Regions from separate parts of the Homo sapiens genome. Here region 1 is linked to region 2. A link is a loop called in an ENCODE intact Hi-C map of the cell type or tissue named here. Cell type or tissue: B cell. All regions are shown on one strand. Links, peaks and the distances in the headings refer to the core of each region. The heading gives the core; the rest is flanking DNA.

The links. Hi-C counts contacts between places; a loop is a spot of excess contacts. Peaks named below come from ENCODE experiments on the same cell type or tissue, not always from the same donor. Only the 100,000 strongest peaks of a DNase experiment are listed, where the experiment ranks them.
Region 1: it touches region 2 in a loop (18-fold over the local background); 3 of 110 quality-filtered maps call a loop at or near these places.

Annotation. Positions count from the first base shown.
Region 1 is chr3:194,099,226-194,111,432 of GRCh38, forward strand. LOC102724877 reads left to right here. Exons shown (of 6, transcript XR_002959666.2): 5 at 9,630-9,756. Among named protein-coding and RNA genes, the nearest start is that of HES1, 31 kb to the right of the region's middle. RefSeq lists enhancers at 1,712-2,001, 4,894-4,983. In B cell, for the core only: no CTCF peak of the experiment used is centred there; DNase peaks (open chromatin) are centred at 1,866, 4,466, 5,226, 8,086 and 2 weaker places; H3K4me3 peaks cover 3,191 bases; H3K27ac peaks cover 2,793 bases.
Region 2 is chr3:194,300,542-194,312,748 of GRCh38, forward strand. LINC00887 (long intergenic non-protein coding RNA 887) reads right to left here. Exons shown (of 3, transcript NR_024480.1): 1 at 12,060-12,207; 2 at 5,216-5,486; 3 at 658-3,196. Among named protein-coding and RNA genes, the nearest start is that of LINC00887, 6.2 kb to the right of the region's middle. RefSeq lists enhancers at 6,371-6,610, 7,121-7,270, 8,824-8,873. In B cell, for the core only: no CTCF peak of the experiment used is centred there; DNase peaks (open chromatin) are centred at 5,140, 5,970, 6,330, 6,620 and 2 weaker places; H3K4me3 peaks cover 1,985 bases; H3K27ac peaks cover 1,906 bases; H3K27me3 peaks cover 522 bases.

The DNA.
Region 1 (12,207 bases), core at 1,582-9,581, 200 kb before region 2:
AGTTGCTTATCCTCAGTTTCTTCGTGTATCAAATCAGGATAATAACCACATGGCAAGTTTGTTGTAGGGATTACAATGGGATAGAGATTAGTGGGGTTCACATCATTCCCATATTTCCTTTCCCATCCCAGGGAAGAATTACACTTCTCTGTCCCGCTTGAAGTTAGGTATGTCCATGTGACATCCTCTGGCCAATGACATGTGAGCAGAAGTCACGAGTGTCCCCTCCGGGCAGAAGCGTTTCAGAGTTGGTGCACATTTCCTGTGCTCTCTTCCCTGGCCGCAGCAACAGCCAGGAAAGAGAACAGCTCCCGTGTTGAGAAGGTGGCATCGTCAGATGGTACAGCACCCTTCGGATTGGCAGCCATCAGCACATCCCTCTGCCGAAGAGCTGTCCAGAGGATGTAACATCAGTGAGAGACAAATGCCTGTTGCCTCCAGCCACTGAGATTCTGAGGTTGTTTGTTACCACAGCATTACCTAACCTATTCTAATACAAGACAAGATGTATGCGGGACCCTTAGCATGGCTCCGATACATAGTAAGTACTTGATAAATATGCCATGACTGAAGAAATAGTCAAACAAATCTGTGAACAAATGAATAGACTAGTAAATATGTCCAAACTGGAGCTGTGCTCCCTCAGGAAGGTCTGGACAAGTCTCCTGGCACCTTCGAGGTGAATGTAAATGCCTTATTCATGTGCCACTGGTGGCCATGTTACACCTGAACAGTAGGGATGGCTGTCCTTTATGACTTTTCTCCCTGCTTATCCAGGAATGCAATGTCACCCATGCAAGCCCCACACTTCTCCCTGGACTCCACCTCTCCCTGCCACCTGTAACTGAGGATTCCGGGAGTTGGGGCTCTCGGTTCTGGTGTGTTTGCCATCAGGAGAGTCACACTCCCAGCAAAGTGATGCTGGAGGATCCCTTGAGCCTCCCCACCACCCACCGCCCACAAGGCACGGTCCAGAGAGAAGGGGCTGGGGAGCGGGAATCAGAGGCAACTAGTTGCTGTTCTTCTCCAGTCCTGGAAACTGAGGGGCCTTCACAGGAAGCTACTTCACACAACTCAGACCCATCCAGTTGAAAATAGACAGGCCTCAGCCCAGAAGGGAGCTGAAAACGGCCATGAGCAACCCCTGTAGAGTGCACAGGGGTTTGTAGCTTTACCATGTATTGTTTTCATATCCAGTGCCTGCTGTGGTCCCAACAGCAACTCGATGAAGTTGCCTGGATTGGAATCATGATTGCCCCATTTTACAAAAAAAAGAAACTAAGGCTGGGATAGGGAGATGAATTCTTCAAGACACTCCGTAGTGTCTAGAGGAGCTGGACTCAGTCATTGCTATCAGGAGCTGGCCTGAGTCTTCCCTCTGCCCACCGAAGGAGGGGCTGACAGCCCTTTTTTTATTTTTTCACATCAAGGACATCCTTTTTCTTCTGGCAGATACCTACTGCTTGATGAAGCAGGCGTATGGTGTGTTCACCAACAATCTTTAAAGACTGCTCCCCATAACTATAAAAGCAATAAAAAGGAGAGAGAGGGAGGAAGGAGAGAAACCAACACATCACCCAGGGGAAGAAGGGAGAGAGAAAAGCCTTCTTCTGAAGGACTAAGGTCCTGGCCCCACTGCAATGCGGGGTGTGTGCATCAGAGGTAGCCAGCAGCAAGGCACCGGGCATGTGATCAGAGTCACTGCTGAGTGGACCTGAGGCCAGAGCTGGGAACTAGCAAGGGCCAAGTCCAAAAGCAAAGGCGAAATGGAGCTGGGAGAGTAAGCGCCAGGTCAGGTGGTGGGGAGGAGGATGCTGAGGACAGGTCCGGAAAGCCTGGGGGTGCCGGAGTCCCCATTCTGTGGTGTTTTTGCAGGTTTGAGGACAGGTGTGGTGGCCACAGGGGACCTGCAGGGCGAGGTGTAGTTTCCTCTTCTGGCCGATGAAGTGGTTGACCCTGGGTTTCTCTGCTTGCCCCCAGCTCTGACGTTGAGATGGTTTTTCATGAACCGAAAGCTTTTCGATTCTCAATCTCTAGACCACTGAGAGCTGTGTCACATCCAGACTCAGAGCTAACCAGCAAGCACAGGAGATACCACTGCGCTCTCCCCTTCATACCTCACGACCCAACCAGGAGAGCAGTTCATGCCTGCCGTACCGATGGGGAAACTGAGGCTTTAAGAGGCGAAGGTACTTCCCTAAGTACCACAACTAGGAAGTGGAGAAATTTGAATGCACTCCTAGCTGACTGCAAACTTCAGGTTATTTCTACTGCATGAAGCTGCTTCCTAAGTTCAGAGTAAAGATCCACCCAGGGTCACAGTCCCCTGGGGCCATTTTTCAGAAAGTTGGCCACCTACATCAATGAACTAAAAAGGAGCAGTGATAAGGCTCCATCTCTTTCCTTTCCTTTGCCCAAAGAGAATGAGCACTCATACCAACAGCAGTAGTGCAGAAAGCCATTTGCCCCCGTGTCCTTTACAGAGACAAACAGATAACCCTTATTTGCAAGCTGGGTAAAATATTAACTCAGCACCCAAGGGCGCTGTCCAATACAAGCAAGACAAAGTCCTTGGCTTTAGTTTGGGAGCTCAGAACTAAGCATCCACCCTCAGGCTGTCCTCCCACACCCCCAGGTGCAGGGTCCCCTTCCCTCACCATTACAGCATTGCAAGAAGGCAGCACAATGCCTCCGCAGCCTGGAGAAGCAAGGGAGAGCACAGTCCTCACATCCAACTAAAGGTTCCCTAAGGTGCAGGGCTGTGTTTGCACCCTCTGCCTGCTCAGACAGCCATTCCAGGAAGTGATTTTGCTTCTGCATGTACTCCTATGGGTGCCACCCACCCTCACTTTTGGTCTCACCCACTGTGACCCGGCAGAGACTCCACATCATGATGGCTTTCAAGAGGTACAGCTCCCACTCTCCTGGCTGGCTCAGGAAGGGAGTGGCCTCTCCCAGATGTACCAAAGTGCCTTTTCTCTGGGCCCTCAGTGGCATCTCCACTGCTGTTGTCTGCCCATTGGCTGAGCACCACATGCTCCAAGCCTGTGTCCACCACTGCTGTGGACACGCTCAGGCAGCCAGAGGGGAGCAGGCAGTGACAGATCTCAGATGGTGCTGGACGAGGGCTCTGGCCATCTCTTATTTTCTCAGTCCCTATAGGGGCCAACTCGCCTTCCCAACTGGTTGAAAAAAAAAATGACCTACCTGGAAATCAACTTCCCCTCCTTAACTCGAAGTGATGTTAAAATCTTAGGAAGTAGGACATTGCTGCTGGCAGTAAACCTCCCCCACCAGAGCACATGAAGAATAAAAACAAACAAACAAACAAAAGTCTTAGGTGGTTGGCAGTGTAAGCACAGCAGTGACTTTTGGACGGACGGCTCCAACCACAGGACTGAAACCTAAAATGACCCAGGCAATCAGCCCCAAATAAACGAAGCAGGCAGCAAAGACCTCTCAGGTCTGTACTTACTAGTCACGTTATGAGGCCACCTGGAAATAGTAGCCACCCCAATCCCTCCACCCCATACCTCAGAGCCTTTGTTTATGTTGTTCTCTGTCTAGAAGGACCTTCTCTACCTCATTCATTCCTACATAAGCTCAGTGCCACCACCTCAGTGAAGCCTCCCTTAACCTACACAGCCCTGAACTTCACAATCACAGTTACTTGTTTTTTTCTCTAATCATCCCCTAATTTAAGCGTGGCTATTGGACAGCACTTGCCATGTTTTACTATACTTAGCTCTTTTAAACATCAGATTTCTAGAATAGTTCAAATTATTTCTAAGGAGAGAATATATTTTGCAAACCCCAAACCTGTCTTGTAGCCATTCGGCAAAGTTTGTTGAATAAATTAGCCAGTGTCTGGATAAAATACCTTTATAATTATAAACTACTTGATCCTCAAAGCATCCCTCCAATAGAAAAGGACAACTGTTACTATCCCCATTTAACAGATGACATGCATATGACAGGCTGACGCTCATTCACTCAACTTAGGTTAAATGTGTGCAAATTTCCAGTGTAGCAAAGTGTTTCTCGATGTGCACACGAATTTCCTGGGGAGCTTGGAAAGATTCAGACTGATTCAGCAGCTCTGGTATGGGGCCTGAGATTCTGCATTTCAAACATACCCCCAGGTGACATTATACTGCTGGTGCTGGGGCCACATTGCCAGTCTCACCTACCTAACAGGGTGGCCGAGAGGAAGAAAAGATCCAATTAGTATAGTGAGTACGTAGCAGGAACTGGTGTCTCTGAAACCATAGGAAAGAGGATGGATAGACAGCTTTATATCCACTTCACAGAGGTGAAAACTGAGGGCCTGAGAGACAAAGCGACTCCTCCAAGATCTAATGCACCCTCTGATACCGGTTCAGTACTGTCTAGACTGCCATCTACTGCTCTGCATGTCAGGGGGATTCCCAGATGAAGGTACCACATCCTGTCCTCAGCAAGGTGATGAGGGTGACACACCTGCACCTGCAGGGACTATAATACAAAGTTGAGCGAGAGAAAAGCCAAAAGTCCAGAAGCGGGTGAGCACGTGCCAGCCAGATCTTACGTAAATCCGTGCCACATCTTTTGTTCCCTACCCATGGCTCAATTAGACTGGAGATGGGGGTCTTCTTCTATCAACCCAATCCCTTTAAAAAAAAAAAAAAAGAAAGATAAAAAATAGTAGCTTTAGGATTTTTCTTTTAAGCACTGAACCTCTTCAGTGGAAAGTGCTGCCCTTCCGACCTGTTGATGTAATTGCCATAATTGAAGATTCCAGGCTCCCATGTGAGTGGACAGGGCCCCATTCATCCATCGGGTCAGCGAAGTGTAAACCTGCTGAGTCCTTCAGATGCCCTGGCCGCAACCGCCCCCCACAGCCCCCTCCAGCCCTGCAGCCTGGGCTCCCCGCAACGCCAGGGCAGCCAGGCCCAGGCCAGTCCCTCCTGCGATCTGGGAACGGTGCCTAATTAAGGGGTCTGTTCTCATCTCCATGGGGCCGACTTAACGCCTTCTGACAGTAATGAGAGCCACACGTGTGGGGGTGGGGGGTGGGAAAGACGGCCCACCTGCTGTCTTAGCACCCTATTAAACAGCAAGTCTAACACACACACACACTCACACACACACACACACACAGGCACACATTGCAGGCCTGCAGTAACCACCATCAAATCTTTAAAGCTACAAGGAGCTGCTCCAATTCTGAAAGAGGAAGGAACCAAAGAGAAGAAATAAACTGCCCAAGGGCACACAGTGAGTCACTGTCACTGGGACCCAGGTGTCCTGTTGCACCTCACAGCACAGACTTCCCCTGTGGAGGGTGGGACCCTCCACTGCAGCCCCAGGGGAGCACATATGAGTGTTGGGGCTGAGGAGGAGGCAGTCTTGACTACTCTGGAGCAGCCAGTTGCAGAGGGCCAGCCACAGCAGAGCAGAAAGGAGCTCTGAGAACAGATTCCTCCAGGGGCTTCTGTCTCCAGGACACCCTTTGGTACAAGACAAAGCAAACCTCAGAGGGGAACACTCAACTGCTGCTGGTGGATCCACATCTAATCCTTCTGACATCCAAAAGGAGCTAGTCTTGGTTTCCTTCTCGTGCATGCTTTGTGTCCCTGTCTAACCTCCTACCAGTGTCCTGTCCCCACAGTCCTCAGTCCCAGCCCCCTCTCCTGTCCGCTTCCCATGAGCAGCTTAACTAGCTGCTCTGTGCCGATTCTCTTCTGTTTTCCCAACGGAGGAACTTTGCACAGTGCTGGGCACATGGTGAGTACTCAGTAAATATTTAGTAAATATAATAAAAGTCAATTGATGTTAGCTCCAGCTCTAAGACATGTTAGTTCATTGTGTTAATCATAATTTTGTTTATAGGCGGGGCCAGAGAAGCCTCCTGAGATGCAGGTGTAGCAAAAATGCTGAAAATAACGTGGACCAAATCTCTGCAATACTGGCCCATTAATAAAGATGGTGAATGAAAGGAATGGAATATTTCAGTTATGTCCAATTCCAGTTCTAATTCCAATGGCACAGTGATGAATCCCAAAAAAGAAGCCAACATATCCTGGATACTAACGATCTAATCTGGATATGCAGACTCCTTCCAGAAGCTCCGTCACTGGCATCTCTGCTACCATCTTCCCTCTTTGGACTTCCCAATCCTCTCTGCACACTAGCGCTCAGCACGGTGGATCTCTCTACTTGTATTATGTCACACCCTTGCTCAAAAGCCTTCAGTGGTTTCCCCTGCATAAAATCTGCACCACCCGGCTCTCAGGGACCTTGTGGGTCTGGTTTGGCCTCAGCTCAACACCGCAGTTTTCCACTTCTCTCCAGAGCAACTGCTTCCCTCCGCTTTGGTCAAACTGGTTTCCTTACCCAACTCAGACAGCATACAATAGGGAGTGGGAGTAACGATAAAATTTGTAGCCAAAAAAGTCAGGTGTGAGTCTCAGATTCACCATCGGATCTCTCTGAGTCTAGTTCCTCAAGGGTAAAATGGAGATGATAATTATGTTCACTTTGTAGAGTCGGCATGAGGATTTTGTGATGTAATGGATGTTAAAGGACTTTACAAACTGTAAAGGGCCGAAGGACAGTTGTTCATCTCTAGCCATGGATTATTCCCAACTCCAGCATTGTCTTTGATCTCACGACTCACTTTCCCTTGCCCTTCTCCATATCTTACACCCACTCAAACCCAACTCCAGCCCTGCCACCCGTAGAAAGCCGTACCTGATCCCTCCAGTTCTCACTGATCCTGGCTTTTAAAGTCATGCCCATAAAGCATCTTGATTTGCTCACTGTATCTTACGCATGTCCGCCTTAGAACTCCAAGTTTATGATTATTTACCTACAGATGATATAAACATTCAGGTTGCTTACAATGAAAAAGTAAGTACATCTATAATAGCAAAGGTCAAGATAAAAAAGTGAAAAATCAGAAATGTCATTTTTTTTGCTAAGGTGTATTAGCTTGCTAGAGCTGCCATTCCAAAACACCATAGACTAGGTGGCTTAAACAACAGAAATGGATTTTCTCACAGTTCTGGAGGCTGGAAGGCCAAGATCAGGGTGCCAGCATGGTGGGCTTCTGGTAAGGGCTTTCTCCCTGGCTTGTAGACAGCCGACTTGACTTCTAGTTATGGCCTCACATGGCAGAGAGAGAGAGTGTGTGTGTGGGCAAGATGTCTAATTTCTCTTCTTTCTTCTTATAAAGGTGCTAATCCCATCATGAAGGCACCACCCTTAGGAATTCATCTAAACCTAATTACCTCCCAAAGGCCTCATCTCTAAATACTGTCACATTCAGGGTTCGGGTTTCAACATATGAATTTAGGGAGGGGCACAATTCAGTCTGTTGCAGGGAAAAAAAGGACAATTATGTCCCCTTTTAAGGGACTGGTTAAGTGGCTACTGCAGCTAAGTATCCTTGGAGGATAATCTTCATTTCCTCTTCTTCACATTTCTATACAGGGGAGACTTGCTCTCCCCAGAATATGAAGTAGGAGGGTTGGAGTGAGCCTTTCCCCTCTCTCTCCCTTTGGGGAGAAGGAATAACTAATGGGTGACCCGTAGGTGTTCACGGAGTAAGGGGCACCAGGAGACAGTCACTGCCTTTTGCTCCTTTGGGCTCCTCAGAGCAGAGCAGACACCTGCTTTCCAGCCTCTCTTGACTTCTGTGATAAGCCGCCTGCTCGGGGAATTGCCCCTCTCTGCCACCCACCACCACTACCAAACAGGATGGTCACTATTCTCCTGCTGCTTCTACTCCACTGGTTTTCTAGAAACAGGCCCATAATCTTTCCCTTGTAGTAGCTTGAAAAAGTGGACTCACAGTCTGCATGGCAGAACATGCCGATCCCAAAGCCTAGCTCAGGGAGGAAGTATGAGATCCCACCCCCTCTCCCAATACAGTGGTTAGAAGAGAGCCCTGACATTTTGGAAGCTTACTTGCCATCTGATATGGTTTGGCTGTGTCCCCACCAAAATCTCATCTTGAATTGTAGTTTCCATAATCCCCACATGTCATGGGAGGACCTGGTGGGAGGTAATTGAGTCATGGGGGCAGTTTCCACCATGCTGTTCTCATGACAGTGACTGAGTCCTCATGAGAGCTTATGATTTTATAAGGGGCTTCCCCCTTCACCTGGCACTCATTCTCCCTCCTGCCGCCCTGTGGAAAGATGCCTTCCACCATGATTTTGAGTTTCCTGAGGTCTCTCAGCCATGCAGAACTGTGAATAAATTAAACCTCTTTTCTTTATTTCTATTTTTAATTTTTTTTTTTTTTTTTTTTTTTTTTTGAGACGGAGTCTCGCTCTGTCGCCCAGGCTGCAGTGCAGTGGCAAAATCTCAGCTCACTGCAACCTCCGCCTCCAAGGTTCAAGTGATTCTCCTGCCTCAGCCTCCCGAGTAGCTGGGATTCCAGGTGCCCACCACCATGCCCGGCTAATTTTTGTATTTTTAGTAGAGACAGGGTTTCGCCATGTTGGCCAGGCTGGTCTCGAACTCCTGACCTCAGGTGATCGACCCGACTTGACCTCCCAAAGTGCTGGGATTACAGGCATGAGCCACCATGCCCGGCCCCTCTTTTCTTTATAAATGACCCAGTCTCAGACATCTCTTCATAGCAGTGTGAGAACAGACTAATACACCATCAATCCAGCTGATGCTCTGAAGTGCCTTTGGCCAATGGTCTTGAGCCTATTCTCAGTCACCCCTAAAGGGAAGGAGAGATGGCTTTAGACAATCCAGCAAGCACCAGTGTGAACTATGAGCTTCTTGATAGCCAAATATCACTGACAAAAAGTGGAAATATGGCTAACATGAAAGAGAAAGAAGACTATGGCCTGATAGAAGGGATGTTGAGTAACATAGTGAATGGGGTCCTCAAGGATGGCTTAGCAGAAGACATCAAGATGGCCAGCTTTTGTAATAGTGTGTAATAAAAACTAAGGGCAAGGTATTTGTTATTCAGTGTGAGAGATCTGGATTAATACCATTCAAACCTCTTGCTTTCTGCTGACCCAATCAGATATAAGGAAAAGGCTTAATTCATTGTCTCAATCATGTTCGGGGCAGGAAAGAAATATCAGACAATTTAAAATTAACCTTGTACACGACCATAACCATGAGAATAAAAACTCTTGTGACTCTTTGGAAAGTAATTTTACAATATTTATTGAGAGTCTTAATTATGCCCTTCTCCTTAACTAGAAATTCCAATTCTGTAAATTTATCCTAAGAAAAATAAAATGTTAAAAGTTTAGATTGTTAAATACATTAGGAAAATCATGGTACATAAATGATGAAAAATTATGCGGTCATTTGAAATGAAACTTATGAGGAATTTATGTTGCTGTAATGTTATATGACAAAAGCATGTAATAAGTTATATACAATGTATATATTGTACATACAGTGATCATAATCATGTAAAATCATAAAGAAAAGTTAGAAAAAGGGCAAATAATGAGAGTAGTTATCTTCTTTCACCTTATCTGTATTTGTCTATTTTTTTCCAGTAAGCATACATTATTTAGAATTGAAAATAAAATAAACTATAATTATATATATCATATATCTTATATATCATATATATGATATATATATATCTCTTCATACTTTAGATACCAGCCTGGAAGACAACGGAGCTGTCATTCTGTTAAAAAATTAAGAGAAGTACGCAGAACCTGCCTTTTTCTAAATGAGAAGCTTTGGAAGCGACTGGACACTTTTGGCCATTGCAGTCCACAGGTAGCCTCTCTGGGGGCAATAGACAGACTTTTTCACTTCTTGTATTTACTCCCCAAATGCTTGATTACATAGCTTGTCACCTGTCAGGGGGGCCAGCTAGCTAGTTGCTGGGTTGAGTGGTTAATCCAATGATTTGTATAGCTGGCTCACTAAGGAAATCATAGGTACTCAATATATAGCTACTGAACAATTCAATGAATGATTGAATTAGTTATCATTTAACCTATTGGCTGGGAAGTGCTGAAAGAATTCAAACCCTCTTAATATGCTTCAAGTCCAGCCTGCACTCTCTACCTTCAGGGATCCCTGCTGGGCCACTTGGCCCTTGCTCCTTTCTCCAGCAGAAATCATCCCCCCTGTACCCCTTTCTCCACTCCCACATTCCCTTATGGCCTGGTACAGACCACTGCTGTATTATCTGAGTCATTAGCATAGCCCTGATGCCATTTGTTTATTTGTCTGACTTCCTCACTTGACTCTGAGCTCTCTGCAACAAGGTTTTGCATGTTGTTCAATTTAAAAAATCTGCCTCTAAGGTTATAAGCAGAGCCCAGGACATATCTATTCAACATGACATTTCATAGGGGTTCAGCAAATGTTTGCAAACAAACAAAAAAGGAATGCAGGACAAGGATATTTTGAGTACCAATGAGCCATCCAGCCCTGAGCTAGGTTCAGTCTCTGAAGGCATGAAGAAGGAACCACAGGAGAATTAACATAACTCTCACCACGCTTCATTGCAATCCATCGTTTACTTGTTTCTTTTCACCTGTAGATTATAAATGTCATGAAGACAGGGGCTGTGTCTGTCTTATTCACCTAACTAACCACAGCAACTCACACCATGCCATGGAAGGCACTCAAAAATTTTATGTTGAAGCGATAAGTGGATGGCAAAGGCACCCCAATTTTCAGGATTGATTTCCTCCAACTGTAATTAGTCACTGAGCAAAACAGCCCAGGCTGGAGTGCAGTGGTAGGATTATGGCTCACTGCAGCCTCGACATCCTGGACTTAAGTGATCCTCTCATCACAACCTCTGGAATAGCTGCAACTACAGGTGTGTACCACCACGACTAGTTAATTTATATTTATTTATTTATTTATTTATTTATTTATTTATTTATTTATTGAGAGAGACAGAGATCTCATTTTGTTGCTCAGATTGGTCTCAAACTCCTAGCTTCAAGCAATCCTCCTACCTCGGCCTCCCAAAGAGCTAGGTGTGAGCCACTGTGCCTGGCCCTCTTGCTTTCTTATTGAGAGCCAAGTATAGTTGGAGACTGGTGGAGGTTTTCTCTCCCCAGCAGAAGGTTACCTGGAGACTTTGGCAAGAGCCACAGCAGTTCCTAAAAGGAAAAGAAACCTCAAAGGAGAATGTTAATCTCCCCGATCAGGTAAATGAGCAACAACAGGTAACAAATAATTCACCCCAGTGATCCCTCAGAATTGCATGCCTGTCTTTAAATCTCCTTATACAAGCTGACTTCCTTAGAAAAAGCAGGTAAAATCAGAAAGCAAGAAAGCAAGGAAGGAAGGGAAGGGAAGGGGAAGGGAAGGGAAGGGAAGGGAAGGGAACGGAAGGGAAGGGAAGGGGAGGGAAGGGAAGGGGAGGGAAGGGTACGGAAGGGAAGGGAAGGGAAAAGAGAGAGTCCTTAAATTCTTGAGACAAATTGCAGTGGTAGGATTATGGCTCTATCTTGACATTTTGCAAAACTACATCCGAGCCTATCCTTTGCTCAGCTCTACGTCAGCCAAAGCCTCAGTTATAAATAAATTCACAAATATACGGAACGCTGGGCCTCGCCCCAAGGCCAACGTTCCTCGTTCATGTGTGCATTCACCAGCTCCAGCTCTCCCTGGAAACATCCTTTTCTATGTAACAGCCTAAATCATCCTAAAGAGGACATTCTCCAACATTAGCATACCTAACAATCAACACGGAGATTTCCAGGACCTGTTCCAGAAACACGGATTCAGTAGGTTTAGGGTGGAAGTTTGGAATCTGCCTTTTAACCAACTCCCTGCTATGGACTGAATTGTTTCACCCCAAAATTCATATATTGAAGCCCTCACCCCTAATGTGATGGCATTTGAAGATGGGGCCTTTGGGAGGTCATTATGTTTAGATGAGGTCGTGAGGAAGGGAGCCCCATGATGGATGGGATTAGTGCCCTCATAAGAAGACATGCCAGAGAGCTCTCTCTACTCTCAAGTACCCAGGAAAGGCCATAACAAGACACAGCCAGAAGACAGCTATCTGCAAGCCAGGAAGCGCCCTCACCAAACAGACACGGACCCTGCTAGCACCTTGCTCTTGGGCATTCAGCCTCCAGAATTGGGAGACGATCAATTCCTGCTGTGAAGGTATTTTATTAAGGCAGCCAAAGCTGACTGAGATACTTCCCCGATCACTGTGATGTCCAGTGCCGAGGGCCTATGCTTTGAAAA
Region 2 (12,207 bases), core at 1,955-9,954:
CTCAGGCAAGGAGGGATGAGGCCCAGGACCGATGACGCAATCTTGGCCTCCGCTAGAGGGCTGGCTTGGGAAGGAGGTGGAAAGCTTCCATAATGAGATTCCCAGCCCGGCTCAGTCAAGCAGAGGCAGTGACTTTAGCCAAGGGCCTTGCTCTGGATGGAGCAGAATCCTACGGGCTGCTCTTGGAAGAACTGGTTTAATCTAGAGCAACACGGTCTCAAAATAAGGGTATTTGTGTACGGGAGGGATGCTTTGGGGGAGAGGAGAGAATATGTAAATATTTTTTGGTGGTGGTTTTAAAAGTCTGGGGAGAAATCTGCTAAATGAAAAACTTAACATACATTTAATATTCACGTGCATTGCATATAATAAAACAGTCCATTTTAAGTCTAAAGTTTTGCTTTTTAAAAACTCTGTGAAAGCTTCAAAATGAATTTTGTTCAACCTCCTCTCTTAACTCGACACTTAAATATTAACTGAACTGTTTCTGAACTCCGATTTTGAACTAGTTAAAAATCTTATTTCATTAGACATTTCTGAAGCCCATAAGATTTCTCCCCAGTGGGGTATGGCCCGCCTGCCCATTGCAGATGAACCAGTACGCTGGCATGTGAGCGGCCTCCACAGCTCATATGCGGCATGTATATAAAACCAGTGTTTAAGTCAACATCACTTTATTTTTTAAATGCTGGTTTTCAGTCTAATTCACAATTTTTTGGAAACTATAATATACTTGATGCTTTTACAGGCTCTCAACATTGATAATACTTGAATCATTGTGGGTGACCTTGGGCTTCTGGAGCTTTAAGGAACAAAGTTAAGTGACACATCCCGTTACAGAAAAAGGTATATTCTGTATATCCTATATTCTATATAACTATGGACTAGTCACCCTCCTTATTCTGATTAGCATTCAAAAGCATCACCACAATACCTCTCATACTCTTTTGACGCGGCATAGCACTGGATATATCTGTTCTGTTTCATTGTTGGACCTTTAGCAAACACTTACTGATTTCCTCCAACGTGCCACGTTCTGTGCTTTCTGTTCTTGAAGCCACATTCAGTAGAAGATACAAACATGGAACAAATAAAGATGGTATTATGTTGTTAAGTGTTAAATTAAAGAAATAAACAGAGAGCAAAAAGGAGGAAGGTACAAACTCTGCCCAGAAGAGGGAAGAGAAAGTAGGGAAGGCTTCCCTAAGGAGGAAGCATTGGGAATGGCTCCTTGCTTTTAGGGACCCTGTCTGGGACTGTAACCACAGCTTCCTGAATGGTCTCCAGCTCCCACACTTCAAGCAAGAGGATAAGTAAAGTTCTAACAGTGTGCTGGGGGACAGCCCTTACCACCACCACAGCCCGCCAGCCCACCCCCGCCAGGCCTGGAGCTCTTCAGCAGGAGTGGGGAATAGCCATTCTGATTAAAAGTGACAGCCAGACCTCTGCAAGATGTCAACAAGGACCCTCCAACAACTAGTAATAAAGGAACACATTCATTTACTAAGCACTGACATTTTGAAGGGTAAATTCTGGTGAACGACACCCACTCATCCCTCTGACTCCTACTCTTAGCTAATGACCCTGACAGTCAAGTTGCTTTTGTACCTGCTGTTCCTTCTGCCTAGAGCACCTTCCTCCTCTTTAAGGACAGGCAATATAGACACCAATTCATCCAGGAAGCCCTCCTGATAACCCCCAACTAAGGGAACGTCGACATCCACCACTTCATTCATTCAGCTAAAGCTTACTGAGCACACACCATGTGGCAGACACGAGGGACACAGTGGTGAACAAAACAGACAAAATATACTGCCCTCGCGGAGCTTATATTCTAGTGCATGGAAATGAACAATAAGCAAAATAAACAAGGGAAACACATAGTGTATTAAGATAGAGGAGAATCGGTGGGGGCGGCCCACCCTGGCAGGAAAGTATATTGATAACAGAATTTAGAATTGCTGGTGTGCGGGGCTCATAAAGAGCAAACCCACTTTGAGTTTATTTCACGATTATTTTCAAATTCTCTACAGATGACGCACCTCCTTAGGTCCTGCTCCCAGTCACCATTGAATCAGAATGCCACTGGATTAAAGAGTGACAGGTCAAAGGGAGGAAGCAGAGCAAGGATGGAGAAGGAGGAATGGGTGTTGAACGGGCTGCAATTTTAAATAGGATGGTTAGGGAGGGAGCCGTCACTAAGGTGACAACGTGAGTAAAGATCTTGGAGGGAGGCCGGGCGCGGTGGTTCACACCTGTAATCCCAGCGCTTAGGGAGGCCGAGGCGGGCGGATCACGAGGTCAGGAGATCAAGACCATCCTGGCCAACATGGTGAAACCCCGTCTCTACTGAAAATACAAAAAAAATGAGCTGGGTATGGTGGCTGGTGCGTGTAGTCCCAGCTACTCGGGAGGCTGAGGCAGGAGAATGACGTGAACCTGGGAGGCAGAGCTTGCAGTGAGCAGAGATTGCACCACTGCGCTCCAGCCTGGGCGACAGAGCGAGACTCCGTCTCAAAAAAAAAAGGTCTTGGAGGGAAAGAGTTCCAAGCAGAAGAAACAGTAAGTGCAAACATTGTGAGGCAGGAGAGAGTAAGCACAGAGGAGAGCAGTGAGAGAACCAGAGAGAACAGGGACATGGACCACATGGTCCTTTGGAATGAATGTGGCTGACAGAGTGAGACGGGAGGGAAAAGATGGGATCTGACTTACTTTTTGAAAGGATTACTCTGGAAGCTGTGTGCAGAAGAGTCTGAAGGCAGGGTTGGAACTTACTGGGAAATGACGAGAACAGGGAGAGCCAGCTAGGAGACTCACCGGACTCCAGCCAAGAGCCAAAGGTGGGTTGGACAAGGGGAGGGCAATAGTGGTGACGAGAAGTGTCTGATTTGGAAACGATGCCTCAGTCGAAGGGAGATAGGAACCTAAGAATCAAAGGGGACACAAAGGATTTTTGGACTCGCCATTGGCTGAGATGGGAAATCTGTGGGCAAGAAGGGGTCTGTGTGTGGGCGGGGTGGGCAGGAGCTCAGCTCAGGATGAAATGTCTGTTACCTGCCAAGCAGGATGTCTTAGAGGCAGTGGATTCTCAGCATACACAACTCTGAGAGTCAGCAGAGAAGTCTAATTTAAAGATGAGTGATGGAGAGTTCCAAGGATTGAGCCTTGATGTTCTTTGTCATTCCTTCGCAGGAATCTGAAGAGAAGATGGCAAAAGAGTCTGAGAGGCAGTGGCCAGAAGGAGAAGGAAAGCAGGTGGATGTGAAGAAAGTGTTCAACGTGGAGGGAGGAACCAGCCATGTCAAATGATGCTGACAGCCAGGCAAGATGAGGACCAAGAAATGTCCACTGCATTTAGCAAAATGAGGACATTGGTGACCTTGACAAGAACAGTGTCAGGGATGACAGTGTGATTGGGGTGGATTCAAGGGAGAATGGGAGGAGAGAATTTGGAGATGATGAGTCCAGACAATCATTTTGGAAGTGGTAAGAACTGGGGCCATTCTCCTGGGGGAGGAAGTGGGGTCAAGACAAGGTATCTTTACATGGGAGAGATGGCAACATGGTAGCATGCTGCTAGGAGAGACCCCATAGAGAGGGAAAGATTGATGGTGCAAGGGACAGAAGGGAGACACTGGAGCGATGTCCTTGAGCAGCCAGGAGGGCATGGGATGAATGTTGCAGGGGGAGGGGCTGGCCTGAGCCATGGCGTGAAAAGTTCATCCACAGAACAGGAGAGGGACAGACACAAAACGCGGGCATGCGGTGAGGCAGCGGGTGAGGTGGGGACAGATGCTCGTGAGCATCTCTTCTGATTGCTTTTATCTTCTTCGTGAAGTAGGAAGCTGAGGCATCACCCGAGAAGAAGGCTCAGCGAGTCCGTGTAAGGCAAGCGGGACTGTAAGCTCCATGAGGACAGGAACCTTGTCTCTTGTTCGCCATCGCCCCGCTGTGTGAGCACAGTGCTAGGGATGTACTAGGTGTTCAAAAGGCATATATTGGATGATGAGCTAATGAATGGCAAAATGGGCAGATTATCACAGTACCTGAAACCACAGGACCTCACCCTAAATGGGCACAGGCCAGATGCCCAGTGCTTTTTTTTTTTTTTTTTTTTTGAGATGTGGTCTCACTCTGTTGCTCAGCCTGGAGTGCAGTGGCGCAATCACCAACCACTGCAGCCTCGACTTCCTGGGTTCAGGCAATCCTCCCACCTCAGCTTCCTGAGCAGCTGGGACTACAGGTGTGCACCACCACACCCAGCTAATTTTTGTACTTTTTGTAGAGACAGGGCTTTGCCATGTTGCCCAGGCTGTTATCGAATTCCTGTGCTCAAGTGATCCACCCACCTCCACCTCCAAAAATGCTGGGATTACAGGCGTGAGCCACCATGCCTAGCCTGCCCGGTGCTATTCTGATTCATACACTTATATTTATAGCCATCAAATCTCAGGGCTTCCTTGGGTCCCTGGGCGACCTCTGGCCAGTCTCTTTCCTGCTCTTGCCTCTCTCACCGAGCTTAGAAGAGGCTAGGCTTAGGGCTTCTTGTAAAATGACCAGCTTTCTCTAATTGAAGACCAGGGTACCCTATCACATTTGTATCTATTCTTTGCTCTTTTTCTCTTTCCTAGTGACCCTCATGTTGTCATATTTGTTGCCAAGCTCACTAAGGAGGGCACCACGGGACCAGGGTTGTCACCTCTAGGCAGAGGGGAAGCTTGAAAATGACAACACATGGCCCTAGGATGTTCATAGGCACCATCACAATTCAACTGCTTCCTCAAGGCCCAGGGAATATTTTTCTTTGCAAACTACTAGTATTCTATCAGTATGACTAGTAGTTTAAATTGTTTGGAATCTTCTGGTCCAAGGCAGAGCTGTGGGGCTGTGGAGGCAAAGTCCTGCCTGAAATGGGACCCCCTGCAGGGTGCCTGAAGTCTAAGGGTCTGGGTCCTCAGCCACGGATCACACAGCCTGGAGCCTGTGAGTGGGGAGCCCCTGCCACACTTCCCTCAGCCAGAATCCTAAACCCGCAGGAGTCCCGGGGCTCTGCGACACTCTCTAGCCCAACTCTCTTCAACACCAAACCCCTTATGCATCTGTCAGATGGTCCTTCAACTTCTGGGTGAAGTGCCGGTTTAAAAGTGAACTGCCAGAGAAGCAGTCGCTCCAGATGTCTTCAAAGGCCAGTGTCTGTAACCCCATCTGTTCTTACCTCAAAGGCCAGGCTCCCATCCATCATGATGGGGAGAGGTGGGAAAGGGCTGGCTGGTCCTGTCAACTCCGATAAACAGGTGAAACACTGGCCAGGTGTTCCTGGAACTGGGATCTCCCCTTTTCTCTCCCATGCTGAGCTGCTTCTTGGAAACATTCGCAAGAGGGTGACAGTCTTCCCTCCAGATCCCTTCTTCGTCCCCAGGGCACCAGAATAGCAGCTGACAGCCCCAGCACAAGTCCTTGGATTCTTTGTCATGTTTAAGAGGAGGCTGGCGGGTGGAAGATGGGAGAGGAATCCAATTATTTAGTCAATAAACATGTATTGAGAAGCCAGTGTGTGCCCGGCACCCTTCAAGATGCTTGGGATATCTGAGTGAATGAAACCCACAGGATCTGCTGCCTGTGGGGCTTGCATTCTAGTGAGGGGAAAGGTCAGAGTTCAGGCAGAGTCTTCCTGACACAACGGGCTTCCCTTCCCCCAGGGCAAGAGGGATCCAGCCAGGCTCCTGCTGGGCCAGTGGATCAGTCCCCGATCCACTCCCAGAGCAAGCAGCCGCAGTCAGCAGAGACCCCACCCTCCAGATCTGCCAAGCACATCGGCTGACTCCAGCCCCCAGAGCCACAGAGCCACTCAGCAATCAAGGAGAGTAGCTCCCAGCCACGGTTGGTGGCAACCCCAGGGCCCGCTGTGGGGGATGCTGTGGGTCCACTCCCTGCCACCTGCTTCCTGCCTGTGTAGCCACAAGGGAAATACCACCTTCTGAGAAGGGGGAGCCTGTCACCCAGATAAGCAGGTTTTGTGGGCCGCTTCCACAGGAAAACATGCTTTCTAAGAAGCCAGTCTCCTTCCTCTCGTTGTTTTCCTGGCAAGCAGAAGCAGCGTGAACACCTGCAGATCGCAGCGAGATGAGGTGGATTAAAGTAAACTCTCCTTACTGTTAAAACGCCCAGCATCCCCTCAAATGCTGGGGGTGGCTTCCCAAATATAATCTTTTTAGAGAAAAAAAAATGCCCACATCTACCACTGTTTGCAAGCAATTCAGACAACTTAGGTGTGTCTTCTCCCTGTTGCGGGCAATGAAAAAGAGGCTGCTGACATCTGTTTCCTTTAAGAAACTTGTAAAAAAATCCTCATGCAGATGCGCACGGTTGCTTGGCTATGAGCAAAGCAGCATGCCGTTCCTGACCATCCATGGGCCCCTCCTAACCTGAGCACTTGCTGGGGCCAGAAGACCCCTGCCCCAGGAGCTGGCAAGGGGGTACATGGTTCGAGGGTGGGTTTCTAGCTCCTAGGGTGGACCTTTGACCCAACCAACTCCTAATCAGCAAAAGCCAAACGAGACAAAACCACTGTGGGGAAACTTCTCCCTTTTTAAGCCCCAGCTTGTATAAATTAATTCTTTGTATACAACCATGAAAGGAGATCTGAGGTGAAACACAAGTCACCCCAATGGTGTAATGAACTTTCTGAAGCTTAAAAAAAGTCATCAAAACACGGAGGCAGTTGGGTGAGACATTTCCTCCAATGCAAAATCAGTTTCTACATCAATGATTCTCAGAATGGGGTAAGGTGGCAGGGGAGAGAGTATAATGAGTTTAGTGGCTTTTTCAAACTACCTGTGTGCCACTCCCATCCTCAATTCTAGAGATTCTGGCACACGCCCCAGGAAGCCTCTCCTGACCGAGAACTCCCGTCATGGTGAGTTCTTCTTACTCAGTGGTTCTTAAAGATGAGCTTGCACCAGAAGCACCTGCAGGGCCCGGTAAAGCCCAAACCGCTTGTTCCCACCCCCAGTTTCTGATTCAGTAATCCTGGGGTGGGGTCCAGAATTTGCATTTCTAACAAGTTCCTAGGCGATGCTGTTGCTGGTACCAGGGACTGCACCAAAAATCCTCCAGGTGTTTTGAGGCAGAAGATAATTAAGAACAACTGGGTTGAAAAGAAATTATTTGCTGTGTATTGCAAAAGAACAAAATCAAACCTCTTTGTAGCACCTCTTGATGCTGATGGCATGGCGGTACACTGAAGTATTGTGGGGGAAATGGCTGAGACCCCAAGGCTAGAGATAAACACATGACCCAGATTGTAGCTCCATCCCCCCCACTTGCAGATCTCGGACAGGCCAGAGAGTCCCCGCTGTGAGATAAAGTTTGGGGTTGTCAGCTGCTCATTTAGCTAGAGCACCGATGAAAGGAGAATAGGGCATGGATTCCATCTCCACATGGGTCAGGAAGCTTGTCCTGTCCTGTGGCTGTGGGCAGTGGCTTATCAGGGGTCGATCCTCAGGCCACTGAGCAGAAGAATGCAAGGGCAGCCACCCCTCACCAATGAGGCTACTCAGTGCCCACGCTCGACCCACCCCAGCTATGGCAGAAACTTTCCACCCAGAAGGAAAGGCCCCATTATTAGAATTCAGAAGGGACTTTGTGGCAACCAAACTTACAGCGTATATGCCAACGTCATGCCACACCCCAAAGGTCAGTGATGGTGCCAGTCATGATCTAGAAAGAAACTGGGCCTGCGGTTCCAGGGAAGAAAACCCACAGTCTGGGAAAAGTAGAATTTGAGAATTAACTTTGATTTCCTATTAATTCTTATCCCACATGGGATTACACTGTCTGGTAATTATAAGTGTGGGGTGGGGAAATCGATTCCTGTACTTCCTCCATAGAAGGGAACTTGTTTGTCAGAACTTCCAGGGCCTAGCACAGCCCTGGAACACACTAGGTCCTCAGTTAATGATAAATCTTTTACAGTCAGTGCCTCCCAGAGGGGAGAAAATACCATCAAAAGTCAGGACTTTGGGAGCCTGGGAACCTAGTGTTCATCTTAGAGAAGCTCAATGCCGTCTAGCACGGAATTCTGCAGCCGTGGAGCAAAGATTCCTTCCCCTAATTCTGTTGGCTTGCCTGGCTCTGCTCCTGAATATTTAATTGGAGTAATTAAGCCTATCACCAACAGGCTGTCAGTCCCAGCATTCAAAAACTCTCCTGTTGTTCTTCCAAAGAGTTAATGATCTTCAGGCCTTGAAAAGATCCTGCATTTTTGGCTGGTTATCAAAATCAACTAGAGAAGAGCTGATTTCAGGATGCTGACAGCCTTGCTCTCTTGCTCTGTGGTGGGGGCTGTGCTGGGCTAGGGGAAGAGGACTTGCATTCATACCCACAGACATTCCCACACACACACACATACGTGCACATCAACACCAACACCAAAACTTAGGTGTTCACTGATTTCATGAGGCGATTCATTTTCTGCTGGGTGGGGTGGGGTAGTGGTGTGGTGCAGCGTTAATGATTCCTGAGACATGTCCTGTCTTGTATGTTTATACCTCTGCAGTTAGCCTTTCTTCTTTTTTGCCCCCGATCCTACTCAAAGTACCCTTAAGTATGGAATGCATGATGAACAGGCCAGATGATTCTATCAGTTCTCTTGGAGTTTCCTATATTCTATTCTACCCCTCAAGATCACTTTCACTTCCCAGACTAGTCATTACGATGCCCTAAATGCTGGTTAAGGGTCATGACAAAAAAAAAAAAAATCCAGCTGAAAACTACTTGGCCATTTTGCATAAAACTGGGGTCAACCCACTGGTCTGTTGTATCACTTGACAGGAGCCCCTTAGGAAATCTCTTTTAGAGCTCAAAAGCCAGGTGAATTTTATCTCTCCTAAGAAATCCACTTACTTTTCCCTGTTTTATTTTTGTCTTGGCTGCCAAGAGCCTCAGAGTTAAATTTAATAACAGTTTTAGGTTTTGTATATTTACTTCCCTCCTTCTTCCTGTGGTCCTGAAAATAAGATAACTATTTTAATAATCTTACTGAATGTATTTTCTTTGTTGTAAGGCATGCAATTTTTTTTTCTTTTTTAGAAAACACAAGCTATCAATGATCTTAGTGTAAAATAAGTGCAGGATCCTGCACTCAGAGGGAAAGCCAATTGCATACAGAATGATGATTCCCTATAAACAAAAATTCCTGAATAAGATTAAGAGGGTCATAGTGGGCCACAAGCTGACAGTGCAACAGTAACCCTGTGCAGGGAAGCGGGTGGTCCCTAAGAGACCAGGCTTCTGAGTGTATGCTATCTTATTTCAGCCCTCCATGAAGCTTCGTGGTTTAGCTTTACAATGGCCCCTAGAGAAGATCTTACTAAGAGCTGTAGAAAAAGGTTGCGTTGTGCTTAACTGCAATCCTTTCACATGTGAGAGCAAGCTAACATACATCCGTTAGACACCTACTGTTTTCAGAATCCTGCCAGAGGAGCAGTAGGTCTTTTTCCTCAGTGGTTTTCTCCCACCCACAGTCACCAGTGTAGATAGAAGCCCTTGGAACCACGTTCCGCAGCAGCACAACAGGTGGGGCTTGGGAAGACAGTGCATCTCCTGCTAGCCAGGCTGCCCAGACCCTGGGGTGAGTGTCCAAGTAGGTCTTGGACTACCCTCTTCCCCCAGCTTTTAGAAAATTCTCACCCAATTGGACTGCTGTGAGGGGGACCTGATCTGAACCCTCAAACTCCTGCTCTGCAAAGCCTAGATCAGACAGAGGCCCAGCCTCAAAAGCACCTCACTGTTCAGGCCACACAGGCAAGCTCCCGGAAGCTGGGCATGGAGCACTGCCACACGGTATGGTCCTAATTCTCCTGTCTCATCCTCCGCAGCCTTTGCTCCTGGAGCGGCTGTGTTGGGTGTTCTGGCACCAGTGGCCACACGAGCCATGCTGGCCCCTTTCCCTGACATTTTTTAAATATAAATTTTTAAATGTGTCTTTGAGATGAAAGCAGGAATGCCAAAAGTAGGCCGACGCTTTCTTGTGTTCAATTACAGCCCTGGGGAGTACCCCACACAAGGAACTGCTCAGAGCTCCAGCCAAGATGAAATCTGCTTTTCCAATAAGCACTTCAAATGGCAGGGGATGTTGTTGGCTGGCTTCAGCAACTGGGAGGCCAACAGTTAATAGGGCTGGGCACAGAGGCAGGGCTGCCCGCCATCAGGGGAAATCTGAAGCTGCCTTTCACAGCAGCTTTCACCGCAACTGAAGTTACAAGACACTTTTCTGGCTCCCCCAAGCCAGTGGCATGAACCCACCTTTGGACTTCATTGAAAAGAACTTCCAAGATTTAATCTTCCAAGATTAAAGATTTTGATATCCAATGTATGGAGAATTAATTACTCTCTATACAGTTTTTCTTCATTATTTTCTCAGGCCAAATTCCTTTACAGTAAGTGTTAGGCATGTCCAAATTATTTTATTGGACTGGAATTTTGTTGGTTTGAATATAGGCCATGCCAGAAATGCTGATAAAATGAAATGAGGATACTGATGGTGGTGGTGAGGATGGATGGATGGATGCGTGGATCGATGGATAGATGGATGGATGGATGCATGCATGGATGGATGGATGGATGGATGCATGGATGGATGGATGCATGGATGGATGGATGGATGCATGCATGGAAGAATGGATGGATAGATGGATGGATGGATGGATGGATAGATGGATGCATGGATGGATGCATGGATGGATGGATGGATGCATGGATAGATGGATGGATACATAGATTGGCTGGTAGTAGAAGTAGTGGCAGTGTTATAAGCTAAGTAGGGAAAGGTCTAACAGCTCCATTTCCCAAACCTGGAAGCTGAAATTCCACAAAGCAAATGACTGGCCCAAGCTTACCACAGGTGAGCCTGACGTAGAACCCAAGCCTTCTAAGTTATGCACTCCTCAAGACACCAACTTGTACTTCAGTAATCTGTGTCACGCTGTGACTGCATATCCATGTCCTGCCCTGGCACAGAGCTTTCCAGACTCAGTCACAGTCATAGGTGCATTTTGCCTGGTTTAGTTACTAAGTATTGGCCAATTATCAAGTCATGAAGGGAATCGTCACCAGGACTCGGGATTCCAGCTTCATTCTTGAATCCCTAAAGCCATTCCTGGATTTGAACACATATTTCCTGACCCGTTAGGTAGAAGAAGAAGCACCAGGGTAAACAGCAGCGATTTCCAAATTGCGGTGTGGATAAAGGATTTGTTAAAATACGTATTCCTGGGCCTCATTTCCCTGCCAGGTTCTGAATGAGGAGGTCTGAAGCAGGTGCAGGAAATACAGGTTCAATAGCAAAACACTTAACCTCTTTGAAGTCTCAGTCCAAATGTCACCTGTGTAAGGTTTATCCTGACCACTCTATCTAAAATTGCAACACACATACAACCTCGTCACTCCCCAGCACCTCACCCTGCTCTCCTTTTCCCCCTAGTGCTCTCACCTGTTAGATATTGACTTGTTTCTTTTTAATTTTTTTTTTTTTGAGACAGGGTCTCTCTCTGTCGCCCAGGCTGGAGTGCAGTGGCACAATTACGGCTCACTGCAGTGTCAACCTCCTGGGCTAAGACAATCCTCCTACCTCAGGCTCTCAAGCAGTTGGGGCTACAGGTGCACCACCACACTCAGCTAATTTTTGTATATTTTGGTAGAGATGTGGTTTCACCATGTTGCCCAGGCTGGTCTCGAACTCCTGGGCTCAAGTGATCCTTCCACCTCAGACTCCCAAAGTGTTGGGATTACAAGCATGAGCCACAGCACCCGGCTGACTTATTGCTTATACTTGTTTGTTCTTGGCCTCCTTTGGCCAGGACCTGTCTTCCTCATTGCTGAATCCCATGAGCCTGGAGCCATGCCTAGGTCAGTAACTCCCTGTTGAAAACAACAGAGACTGAAGGAAGAAGTAACTATAATTAATGCAGGTGGTTCGAGATGCACACTTGGAGAAACACTGCTCCAAGAGCATGAAGTTGGCACCAGCCTGACGGGGGTTGGGTCCCAGCTCTACCCACCTGCTGTGTGACTTCAGACAATTTCAGCCTCCTGCGCATCAGTTCTCTCTCATCTGTGAAATGGAGACAATCCTTCTATCTTAGGGCTGCAACACAAGGATCCAGTAATATAACCAGGCACAGAGCAGGACGCTGCAGCGATACTCCC